2 separate regions of the Mus musculus genome follow, and region 2 is linked to region 1. Evidence: chromatin contacts called from ENCODE Hi-C data. All regions are on one chromosome and are shown on one strand. The core of a region is the stretch at or near the end of the contact, and the rest is flanking DNA. Distances in the headings are between cores, read along the strand shown. Region 1 overlaps Atp2b4 (ATPase, Ca++ transporting, plasma membrane 4). Region 2 holds the start of Chit1 (chitinase 1 (chitotriosidase)).

Region 1 (6,386 bases), core at 2,711-5,210:
TGCCTCTGTTCGGATCTGGGTAAGAAGATCAGGCAGAATGGAAGCTCCCTCAAATCTTTGGGTGGTCCCAAGTTTTCTGTAACCTATACTTGATATATTTGAGCAAGACAAGATAGACTAAGTGAGCTGAAACTCAGTCTTCTCCCTTAACCCTGGTAGAGATGCCCCGGCCAAGGGACAGGATTAAAGTCTGTAGGTTAGTACATAGGAATACCGCCACCTGATGTTGCCATTTCTACATTCTTCGGAGTTCTACAGGATGGCAGGGACCTTTATAGCTTTAAACCTTCTTGCTTCTAGTTTTTTGTTTGTTTGTTTATTTGTTTGTTTTTAACTGGATATTTTATTGCAACAATTATATGTGCATTATGAAAAGAGTTGATTTTTGAAAATTAGGATTGAAGGGTCTGGAGTATGTTTGCGGGCTTGTCCTCTCTCTTGTTGGGGTGATTAACAACCCTCTTATAGGCAAACAAATACAGGAGATAAAGTAGAAAGGGGGGGTCCGGTGGGAAAATAGGGCCACCTTTGGGGGAGGCAAGAACAGTTGTCCACATAGATTCAGGACTTCTAGACACTAAGGGGAACCAGCCACCTGGAAGGAGGCCCAAGCAAGGAGTCAGGGGACTGGGGAGGACCACCTGGCCTAGGGGTGGGGGAAGGGTGAGGCACAGAGTGGTGGGGGTTGTGCCAGATGCTCAACTCCAACACTGGCTCAGAGATCATGTGCTGCCGGACAGCCAGTCACACAGTGACTATATTACTTACTGTGATCTGGGCCTGGAGCACAGAATCCGGTGTGTAAGCAGTATGTGGGGATGAGGAGGGCTGCTGGAGCAGACATGGGAAAAGCATCACCTGCTTCCTGCTTAGCCAGGAAATGTTTCCTGAGGGGCTGATTAAAGGGGTTCACCGGGAGGGAACCCAAAGCAGGTGAGTGTGGAGCACACTTGGAAGCTTAGCTGGTCTGATGAAGGTGCCATTTCCCCATGGGAATACTGTACTTTTCCACTCCCCTTTCATAGGCTAGGGGTAGAGAGCTATGGGACTTCCTTCCAGAGGGAAGCCTCAGGGAACTTGGGGAGATCCGGATGCACAGTCGGAGTCATTTAAAACTGGGATGGCAAAGCAGGTGAGAGGGTTAAACACACAACCGCAACTCCTGGGGTCTCCAGGGAAGGGGCGTGCCGGAGAAAGTAGGTGTGGTCTATTTCTTCTTTGATCTAAACTTTTAGGGGCACAGGGTATGTGGTTTACCAGTTCCTCTGAGCCCACTGGTCTCTGTCCTCTGCCATTAAGTCCCCAGGACAGCCAGCTCTTTCTACCAGAGACATGTGAATGAACAATTCAGCAAGACTCTTAGAAAGGGAGGGCAAGAGCTGGGCGTGGTGGCGCACGCCTTTAATCCCAGCACTCGGGAGGCAGGGGCAGGCGGATTTATGAGTTCTAGGCCAGCCTGGTCTACAAAGTGAGTTCCAGGACAGCTAGGGCTACACAGAGAAACCCTGTCTCGAAAAAAAAAAAAGAAAGGGAGGGCAGAACTAAGAGAGAGAAGAGATTAGTAGAGGAATGTGGCAGGACTAGAAGGAGAGGTTTTTGCAGGGTAAGACTTTTTAGTGTCTTCAGGCCTGCCTTTGGGCCTCAAGAAACAGCAGGTATCACTTTGACCCCACCCTCAACTCAAAACTCTTACCAGAACTTTTATGGGTGGCTAAAAGGCAAAAACAAATTGAAGCCTGGGCAGTCATGTGATCACAGGCCACTGGCAACTCAGGGCTGGTTGTGGGAAGGGATGGATGGGACACTCAAGTATGTAACATGTGTGATGACAGAGGACATTCCCTCACTGGAAACCGTGCTGACTGTCTCCCCTCTGCCTCCCGTTCTGGGAAGGTAAATAGACCAGAAACAGGAAGGCAGTAGCAAGTGTCTAATAATCTACCAGAGGGAGCAGCAAGTCCTACGTTAAAACCGGACAGGTGCCAATTAAGCCTGGACAGACAGGGTTTCCTAAAACGGAATATGCAAAGTATGATACAAAGGCTAGCTGGACAATCAAACTAGACGAAACAATGAGAAGTGGGGAGGGGAGGGCGTAAACTCACAATCCTCCTGCCTTAGCCTCCGACAGCTGGGTTGTATGTGCGCTAATTGGTTCTGGAACTAGAGTTTGATTTAAGGTCATTTCTGAGAGGTAAGACACCACTCGTTGAGCTGACTTCCTCTTTCCAATCTAAGTTACAACTTTTGTTGCCAGCTAACAGTACACTGGTAGCCAAAAAGACTGTTATCAGTGAACAGTTCAGTACTGGCTCCATCAGGACAGACCCTGGCTAAGCATCCCCTGGGCAGAGGCTCCCTCACCCCTAAGTACACAGAGTTCCTAGTCCTGTGGGGTGCGGGGGGGGGGTGGTGGGGGGGGGTGGTGGGGGTGGAATTAATGTCACATCTGAAGAGGCGGAGTTAGAAGAGGAGGGGAGGAACAAAGCAGGACGGGGTGAAACAAAGAAAAACAAAACAAAGCAACTCAAGGAAAGAAGCAGCGAGCAATGCAGAGGAACAATCAGAAAACAGGGTTATCGTCTTTAAAATAGTTAAGGTTAATAACTTTCCAACATTAAAAAAAAAAACAATAAAATGAAACCAGGGTATCCAGCCTGGTTTTAGCTGGGGTAGGGTAGAATTTTTTTTTCTTTTCTTCCCTTAAGTCAAAAGATCAAAGGGGTGGGTGGGGGACCCGAAAAGCACTAGTAACCATGGTTGGTTAAAGTGGATGCCACGTGCTCTCTTGTGGTCGCTTTAGTAAATCATGCATTGTAACATACTCTCACTCACTGCCCACAGGAGGAGATGTAACTGCAGAAGAGATGGCAGAAGAGATGGAGGGGCAAGTTCTGAGTGATGCAACTGCTGCGGAATAGGAGCTAGGAACCAGTTTTACATCAAGGTGTTGAGTCATGTTCTCTCGGACTCTCTTTAAGGGGGCTTCCGTCTGGAATTTGTTAATTACGTCAATCTGCAAAGAATCAGAGAGTGAGACAGCTTTGCTCCACAGTCAGAGAGAAGGAAGAGGAAGGCAGGGTCAGGAGGGCTGGGGAGAGGGGTAGGAGATCAAGAGAGCTATTCCCTTAAACCCAGAGCAACAGGTGAGGGTGGGGCGGGGGAGGGCAGTAATTGCAAACCACACTGTCATTGTCATTTAAGGAACAATTTGCTATGGATTTTCAAACACCCAGCTAGGATTGGGTTTCCTTTTCCCCTGTAGCCTAGGATGGACAGGCACAAAAGAACTTCTCCCCAATGGTAACAGGTAGCTTTTTCATTATGTTGACCTGTACTATTAAAAATAAGGCATGCAATTTGACATACCAGAAACTAAGTACATATTAGTGAAATGTAAGACCCAAGAGCCTCTACACCAACTAAGTCAACTAATTGTTTGTTTGTTTGTTTGTTTTTGCAAATTTCCCAGGAAGTTAACACGTGTGTAAAGAAGATGGGCAGTATAGCAGTCCACACAAGTGGCCTTGGTGAAAAGACTGCCAGGTTGAGTGGCTTGGTTTGGAGGAGGTGTCTTTTTTGACGCTTCCTCCAGCTGCAGTGGTGCTTAGGATTCTGCTGGTACATGACGCACAATTCTGAAACTCACTCATGACTTAAGCACTGGAGACCTTCACTGGCAGACTGGTGCTGGCGACGCTGGGAGGCTGCCGCTGCTGCCACTCTCCCCCACCCGCCTACCACAGCAGCCTTCTGGCTTTCCGCTTTCTCCTTCTTAGGGATGGAGGCAATTAATATCATCGCTTTCCCGCAGTAAGCAATGATCTGGGGTCTTAATCAATCTACCACCCTTCTCCTTGACTCCTAAGCAATAAGGAGCAAATAGAAAGGGATTCCTTTATCTTTCAGAGATCGATTGGGATTCTGTGACTGCATCCCCAGAAGGAAGGTTTCTCCTGAGTCAGACTCCTGTTCTTGTAAACAGAGCCTCTGGAGAAGCCATGAAATACTTAGGGGTGGAGACCAAGTATGAGCTAAAAATGCTTCCCCACACAGTGGCCTGCTGGCTGAGGCTGTAGGAGGTGAGGGCTGCCCTTAGGGGGCGGATTTCAGTCCCATTAAGAAGGTAGAGGCTCCTTCCTAGGAGCTTAGAGTGTTACAGGGTCCAACTTACATAATGAAAACTGCATTCTGAGTTTACTGTTCTAAGAGTCCAGCCCTTTAATTCTTCAAATGTTTGCTTTCTAGTGCTTTTTCCTCCCCCAAACTAAAGGGTAAAGGTGAAGGGAGGAAATGCCTAGAGCCAGGGGAAGGGGGAAATCCCAGCCAGCACTGGGCAGTCACTTGGCAACATCTCCCACCCCACGTGTTGCAATTGGGGACCAGCAGCCAGACTGTAAGGGCTTTTGTTGGAATCCTCCTGAGACTGAACAAAATCCCTCCTGATGGGGGTGGGAGGGCTTTGGACATGGAAGATGCAGTTAGCACACTCAGTCTCATTTGCTCAGTTAGGTGCCAGTTACAATGTTGTGGATGGATCCTATCAGCGGCATCTTCAATAGGCTGCTGTTGGAGGCTGTTTAGGCTTTTGCTTGTTTTTTTTTTTTTTTTTTTTGAGGTAGGGTCTAGCTACACAGCCCAGACTGGCCTAACTAGGAATCTTCCCACCTCAGCCTCCTGAAGATTGTTAGATGTGCACCACATGGTTGGCCTCAGATTTAGGTTTTAAAGTCAATCTGGCCCAGCTCCCTTCCATTCTAGCAGGGAAAGAGGTATGCCTGAAGGTATGTGTGCTGTGGAGATCGGAGAGGTACGGAAAGGGGATGCAAACTGGGAGTGCAGGAAAAGGAAGAGCCATGAATCTCAGCTCCCCAGAAAGAAGACTGGCAAGAAGCAAGGAGGCTCTGGAAGGAGGGGATCCTGGCCAGGAAAAAAACAGGGACAAAACCAAAATAAATAAATAAATATTAAAAAAAAAAAAAAAGCAAACACACAGTAGAAGAGGACCCTGAAGGGAAGAAAAGCAAAGAGGTTATTTTGAAAGGAGCAGACCTGAAGAGATGGAAGTCAAGGTGCTAAATTCTACGGGCACCCAAGGGACTCAGTGGGGGTGGGGGTGGGGGTGGGCAGAGGTGGGGACTTGCTATCATGAGGTGATATATGTAAGTCAGGATTCAGTTCCCTTCCTAGGAAAAAGAGGAGAGGAGCCCAGGGTTTACGACCTGTATCTTGCCCATTTTCTACCTGGTGTCTTCCTGGGGGGTTGGGGGTGGGTGGGAGGCAGTTCCTACCAGGTAAGCAGTTTAAAATGTGAATTAGCTTGTCTTCCCTGTACACTAAAGGGGATGGGGGAGGGGGAGGCTGGCCAGGCAATTTTCTAAACCAGCCAAAGGCCAGTTTTTGAAAGTGAAATATTTTGATCTCTCGCCAACTAGGGGGAAGAAACAGGTCTTGCTCAGGACAGTCCCCTCAAGATCTTGGAATTGACGGTTTGTTTGGGAATCTTGGGACTAAAACCATAAAAGGTTGAGGGGTCTCCGAAGCTGTCCCAGTAGCGATGCATGGAAGTCGGGGGAAATGGGGTTAGGGCTACAAGCAGGGGACTCACTTGTACTCTGTTTCAGAAATTCCCTTTTTGGGAAGCCAGTCTGAATTCTTCCAAAGATATCAGGCACAGAGAGACTGCTGTTTATAGCTACTTAATCATCAGATGCCCCAGAGAGGCCTTGCATCAAGGTGGAACAATGGAAGAAGGTGAGCTTCTTTAACAAAGACCTCCCCAGATAACAGCTCTCACTTCGACCAGTCAGGGATGCTGGCTTTCCTTCCAGTGTTATAAAATCAGGGCCTCTTAGTTCTTCCATCAGGGCAGGGAAGGGACTACACAGTCCCTATCTTGGGGTCGTGGCTGGTACTGGAATAGACCTTATGTGGGAAGACATCTCCACTGACAAACCTGGGGTGGGGGTGGCGATGGGTTGAAGGGCTAACCACAGCTGAGGAACTCGGGGACCGTGGTCCAGTCTGTTGGCCCATGGTCCAGTCTGCCGACTAGTCCCTCCTAGAGGAATCCCCCAGAGACCTCTGGCCCTGTTGGCCCTGAAGTTAAGGAACACAGGCTGCGCTTGAACAGTGAGCCTTACGAAAGGGGTAAAGGTGTTGACTGCCAGGAATTACTGCCTTCCTACCCTTTCCCAGGATGGGGAGACTTCTTCTCCCAGGGTAAGGACAGGCCACCACAGAGTACCTGAGTCTGAATCCGGTTCAGGCCACGGACCCAGAGGATCTGGCCTCGGCGAAGCTCCATCTCGGCAAGGTCAATCTCGTCCATTCCCTCAGTATCCCTGCTGATGTCCTCTTTGTCACTGCCGTGGCCAGCCTCCTTC
Region 2 (6,386 bases), core at 2,273-4,772, 400 kb after region 1:
CCAGCTCTGAACCATTTCCCTATTCCAATCCCATTCTGCCAGGAACAGCTGAGGTGAGCAGACATCGATCATTGCTGACTGACTACTCATGAGGTGGGTGGAGACAGGAATCCACAGAAAAAGCCCCTAACAGACCAAGGGCCTGTAGGGGGTACTTAAGTCTGGGACAAGAGGTTGTGACATCTCTCCCATGAAGAAGCTTCCATCCAAGGGCAGTGGGGTTGGGGGGCACCCCAGATGACCAGGGAGCACTGAAGTGCATATCACATACCCAGGGCATGGCTGGAGGTCACGTAGAATCTCCTCAGAGAGCGTGGGCCAGGCCTGTCTTTACCAGGGGACTCCTGGGCACCTTCCCTCTGTGCTCAGCATGCCCAGGGCCATGAGGCCGCTCGTGTCTCACACAGTCGGGACAGAGCACACGTGCTGCTTTTCATGGGACTGGCTGTTTGGTCTCTGCTCGCTGGACCTTCATCATCAGTAAGTGCTTTGACTGAGTTAGGGGCTGGCTCTCCCCACTCCTATCTAGTCCTGGCTACCTGCAGCATGGGCTCCAAGTTGGGACGTCATATTACCTCTCCAGGGACCTTTGTAGGCTGTGTGTCTGCTGGAGTGAGTGACACGCAATCCTCAAGGCTCCTGTTGTCACCTAGGAGAGGGTTTCTTTTGGTCACCTTTCCTCCTTGGTTCTCTCGTATAGTCAAGAGCCACCCTAGAATAGATCAACCTGACACCCAGGGAACCCGGGGAAGATGCAGCCCAGTGATTACAGGACAAGGATCTGAAGCCATTGCCTGGGACCCGGGTCCCACTTCAGCAGATCAGTGTTATTTTGGGCAGCCAGAGCTCCATCTCTGAACCTCTGTTTCCCGACATATTGTCAGTCAGGAAAATAGTCCTTACGGCCTAGCGTTGTATAGAAACCGAATGCATCAGCACAGTGACATGGAGGAATGTGAGTACTATGTCAAAAACCAGGGTCCATAAAGGATAAACAGGATATTTTGCCAGAGTCTTAATTTTATCAGAGAGGGGGAGGGGCTCCCTTTGGAAGTAAACCAGAAAAATGTACAACTTCAAATAAATGTTGAAGAAGATATGACCTAAGAAAGATTTCTGGGCTCTACTCTAAACTTGTGAACAAGGATTGTCTGGCCAAAGGTTGATGTCTGCCTCTGGAAATCTTTAATAGACGCATGTGAGACTCTGATGCCCACCAAGAGCCGGCTCTGAGCCGAGAGTGCACAATATACTCCACTCTCGGCTTCTGCCCCTGGCTGGCTTTCAGATGCCTGAGACCCTTCTGAGAGCATCTCAGCACAGTGGATTCACCAGGGTAGCCTGCCTCAGGATCTGTTAAGTAGACTTAGTTACAGGTCCTTATAAGGGGTGGAGGGTATCTGTTCTCTAGATTCCCAATCAGCCCTCATAAGAAGTTTCTAGAGCCGGGCGTGGTGGCACACACCTTTAATCCCAGCACTTGGGAGGCAGAGGCAGGCAGATTTCTGAGTTGGAGGCCAGCCTGGTCTACAATGTGAGTTCCAGGACAGCCAGGGCTACACAGAGAAACCCTGTCTAGAAAAAAACAAACAAACAAACAAAAACAAAAAACAAAAAAGCTTTCTCTTAGGCCCGTGGCGCCCGCAAGATGGGCAAGTGTCGTGGTCTCCGAACTGCCCGGAAGCTCCGCAGTCACCGACAGGACCAGAAGTGGCATGATAGACAGTACAAGAAAGCCCACTTGGGCACAGCCCTGAAGGCCAATCCGTTTGGGGGCGCCTCTCATGCAAAGGGAATTGTGCTGGAAAAAGTAGGGGTTGAGGTCAAACAGCCAAATTCTGCCATCAGGAAGCGCGTCAGGGTGCAGCTCATTAAAAACGGCAAGAAGATCACAGCGTTCGTGCCCAATGATGGCTGCCTGAACTTCATTGAGGAAAATGATGAAGTTCCGGTTGCTGGATTTGGTCGAAAAGGTCATGCTGTAGGTGATGTTCCTGGAGTCCGCTTTAAGGTGGTTAAAGTAGCCAATGTTTCTCTGTTGGCTCTATACAAAGGCAAGAAAGAACGGCCAAGATCATAAAATTTGACAATGGAAACATAGGAATAAATTTTCATATTCTGAAAAAAAAAAGTTTCTAGCTGATTCTGGGAGTCTGGTGGGGTTAAAAGTAAGAGTATGACGATGGGAATGGTCATGGTGGCTCAAGAGAAGTCATCGCACATCCCAGACTATCTGGGTTTGGAAGAAGAGGGGCTGGGGGTGAGTGAGGGTGGGTGGGTGGGTGGAGGTGGGTGTTGTGTATGTATGTTCCAGACTCCACTACGTACTGTACGTACTGTGCTTCTGAGGCTCCAGTTAACAGTCTTCTCATGGTAAGATACATACATCTTCCAGTATTCCCCACCACACACACACACACACACACACACACACACACACACACACACAAAACCCTGGAGGACTACATTTCCCAGACTTCCATCCACTTAGGTATGGTCATGTGACTGGGTTTGTCCAATTAGCAGCAAATGAATGTATCAGGGCAGTTTCTTCTTTTTAGTTTGTTTCTTTGAGATTCACCACCCCCCACACACACGGTTGGCCATATGACTATGAAGTCAAGGACAAGTCTAAAACTACCTAGCTGCTCTGTGTGTGTGTGTGTGTGTGTGTGTGTGTGTGTGTGTGTGTGTGTGTGTTGGGGATTTGAGTCTGAGGGTTCTTATGCCCACACTCCCCTACCATAGTATGTGGGTTTGAGTCCCTCTGTGTTCCTCTGTACCTTCATCAGCTATTGCATGAGAAACATTACAGCCATCTCTGCTTAAGGATGGAAATCATTGTGCCATTGGGTGCTTCTCCTATTGAGCAAACAATAGTGTGTGCCTACTCACGCCTAGATGATGTCAGTCAGCTGCCCTGCCTGTCAGCTACCCTGCCTGGCCTCTTGCTGTAGTCAAGAGATATGGTAACCGTGAGCTGGATGGGGTGGCATACTCAGGACGTAGCAACATATGGCTTGTAGCAAGCTTTAAAAAAAAAATAGCAGCAGTTAGGGGCTGGAGAGTTAGCTCAGTGGTTACGGGCAATGTTTGTTCTTCCAGAGGATCTGGGTTCAATTCCCAGCGCCCACATGTCAGCTCACAATTGTCTGTAACTCCAGTTCCAGAGGATCTGACATCTTCAGACAGGCAGGCAGACCAAAAAACCAATGCTCACAAAATAAAAATAAATAAATTGGAAAAAAAAAAAAAGCTGGGTGGTGGTGGTGACACAGGCTTTTCTTTAATCCCAGCACTCAGGAAGCAGAGGTAGGCAGATCTCTGTGAGTTCAGGTCTTCAGCTAGAGTTTGAGAATAACCAAGGTTACACAGAGAACCCTTGTCTCATAAAAACAAAGCCAAACTGTGGTAGTGTGGATTGGCCCAGGGAGTGGCATTACTAGAAGGTGTGACCTTGTAGGAAGAAGTGAGTCACTGTAGTGGTGGCCTTTAAGATCCCCCTAGAGGCCGGAGGATGTCAGTTTCTCCTGACTGCAGTTGGAACAAGTTGTAGAGCTCTCGGCTCCTTCTCCAGCACCAAGTCGGCCTAGACAGTGCCATGCTTCTCACCATGATGATGATGGATTAAACCGCTGAAACTGTAAGCCAACCCCAACTAAATGCTTGCTTTTATAAGAGTTGCCTTGTCTCTTCATAGCAGTGGAAACCCTAACTAAGACAGAAGTTGGTACCAGAGACTGGGGTATTGCTATGATAGGCCTGACCATGCTTTTGTTTGGAGGGTGATATGAATGGTGCAGACCTTGCTCAAGGGGTTTCAGAGGAGAGGAATTTTAGTATGTTGCTTGGAGAACATTCTTATGAAGTTATGCTGAAGAACGTGGCTGCTTTTTGCCCTTGTCTGAAGAGTCTGCTTGAAGCTAAGGCGAAGGCAAAGAAAGAGAATCAGATTAATTGCATTGACAGAAGAAGTCTCAGAAAAGCCCAGCATAGACTTTGTCCTCTGGTTCGCTCCCATGAAGAGTGTTTTGATCAAGTGTAGCAAGCTTAGAAAGGAAAAATACAAAATGGGCATCGGGAAGTGCGATGTAGGTAAATCCTGTGTTTGAGGAGATAAACAGATTAAGGGAGTGGTGATTTTCAGCAAGCTACGCTTATTGCTTGTGTGTTTGCAGTTGAACAACAGATAGTTAACCTTGTTGAGACTGCTATTGACTATGGGGACTTTTGAAGTTGGACTAAATATATTTTGCATTCTGTTAATCTGGGTATGGCCTCCATAGACTCATATGTTTGAACAAGTTTATGGGGCTAGGGGGTAGAATGTGGTGGTTTGGATATGCTTGGTGCAAGGAATGGCACTCTTAGGAGAGGTAGAGGAAGTGTGTCACTGTGGGGGGTGAACTTTGAGACTCTCCCCCAAGTGACCTGAGGATGCCTTTCTTGACTGCAGTTGGAACAAGATGTAGAACTCTCAGGCCCTTCTCCATCACTATGTCTGCCCACATGCTGCCATGCTTCCTACCATGATGATAATGGATTAAACCTCTAAAACTGTAAGCCAGCCCCAGTTAAATGTTTGCCTTTATAAGAGTTGCCTTGGTCATGGTGTCTCCTCACAGCAACGGAAACCCCAACTAAGACACAAACAAACAAACTAGTAGACCTGTGCCCTAAAATGACAATTAAAATAAATCATAACCGATGTGGCCAGAGCTTTCACTTGTCCACCTAATAGACAATGCCCAGACAGCTATCATCACAGAGTCTCAGGGGGCTGGTGGGTTTAGAATTGAGTGTCACATGCAGGAATCAAGGACTTTACTGTGCTGGTTGAGGCAGGGAACCACACCATGGAAAAGAAGCCATGGGTACACAGTAGCTCTAGAAAGAGGTCATTCTCTGGGGCTTCCCTCCTGCCCACAAGCAGCACAGCCAAGCCCTCCATCTGTGCCACTGTGGGGCTGTAAGGAACCAGGAAACAGCACTGACTCCCACTCACTCCATAACCAATACCCGGGGGGTGCAGAGAAAGAGGCTCCATTTTAACCATCAATATACTTGTTTGTTTTAAAAATCCTGGGGCTGGAGATGGCTCAACAGTTAAGAGAGTCACGCTTGCTCTCATGTCATGTAGAGTAACAGAGTTCAGCTCACAGCAGCCACAACAGTGCAGCCCATAGCTGCATGTAGCTCTAGCTCTAGGGGATCCAGTGCCCTTTTCTGATCTCCACAGGTACCCACATATATGGGCACACACCCACGCACAGACTCACAAACAAAAACAATAAAATAAATCTTTAAAAAAAAAAGCACAAAGACATGAAAAAGGATAGGGAGACTTGAGTAGGATGCCACAATAATTGGCCACTGTGCCTGCCTGTGCGGTGGGACAAAGAACACTGCATCTGGTATTGTCTGTAAGGGAACATGGAGAGAGGACAGAGAAAACTCAATATCCATGGGCAACAAATGACTAACTAGTCTCACAAGTAGCTACAAGAGCAGCTGCTGGAGACAGGATTGTAACTCATGGTGTCAGAGAGATTGAAACGGGAGAGGGTTTGCCTCCAGGGGCAGCATCCTGAGAAACCCGAAGGCCTGAATATCCACAAAGAATCTGAAGCTTAGAATATATCTAGGCTTTATTCCCCAGGAATTTTAGCAACCAGAGTGGAGAGCTGAAAGAGCTAAGAGTTCAAGACCAGCCTGGAGTACGTCCTTTACACGCTTGCTGTCCTTGTTTATAAGACACAGTTGCGACTGCTACCTGACAAGGTTGTGTGCCATGGAAGGACATACGACACTGGCAGTCTGCGGCGTGCCTATGCGTGTGGAAGGAAGCACTGTCGGTGTTCAGACCGAGATTGAGTGTGGTAGCACTTGCACACCAGACCCCCTTCTTGGCCACACTGTTCCTTTTCCTTCTTGCTGCAAGGGTCCGCTGCTCACAGTTCAGTCACCCCTGCTCCCCAAGGCCCCTCCTCCCCACACACGTGTGCTCTCTGGCTTGGGAGCCTGAAACTGAGTTACCTCACACCGGGTGAGCAATCTCTGCCTGGGGCTGCTTCAAAAGTTCCTTGGGTTGGGCTAACTCTGGCAGAGCTGAGCTGCTCTTCTTGTTTGGCTCCTTCCTGAGCCCCATTCTGCTCCTTTGTACCTTTCTGTCTTCTGCCCTTCCTTCCTTTCATGTATATGTGCATGTGTGTAAGCATGTGTGGCCACATACATTTGGAGGGTAGAGGGTCAAGAATGTTGTCTCTCTCTCTCTCTCTCTCTCTCTCTCTCTCTCTCTCTCTCTCTCTCTCTCTCTCTCTCTCTCTTTCTCTCTCCAGGGTTTCACTGTGCAGCTCTGGCTGTCCTGGAACTCTCTCTGTAGACCA

Evidence for each region. Hi-C counts contacts between places; a loop is a spot of excess contacts on that map.
Region 2: a map of left cerebral cortex shows a loop between it and region 1 (4-fold over the local background). The contact joins the promoter of Chit1 here to the enhancer-like site in region 1. A Hi-C loop is called at or near these places in 2 of 37 maps with a recorded cell type or tissue (left cerebral cortex and v-Abl transformed pro-B cells).

The regions. Positions count from the first base shown.
Region 1 is chr1:133,708,807-133,715,192 of GRCm38, forward strand. Atp2b4 (ATPase, Ca++ transporting, plasma membrane 4) reads right to left here. Exons shown (of 20, transcript NM_213616.4): 19 at 6,248-6,386. Among named protein-coding and RNA genes, the nearest start is that of Mir6903, 15 kb to the right of the region's middle. Within about 2 kb of position 3,961, at least 2 of the 3 ENCODE cell types and tissues checked have a DNase peak (open chromatin) inside an H3K27ac peak, as active enhancers do; they include left cerebral cortex, where a contact is called at or near this core.
Region 2 is chr1:134,107,720-134,114,105 of GRCm38, forward strand. It overlaps Chit1 (chitinase 1 (chitotriosidase)), which reads left to right and starts at 3,523. Exons shown (of 12, transcript NM_001284525.1): 1 at 3,523-3,643. It also overlaps the pseudogene Gm8618.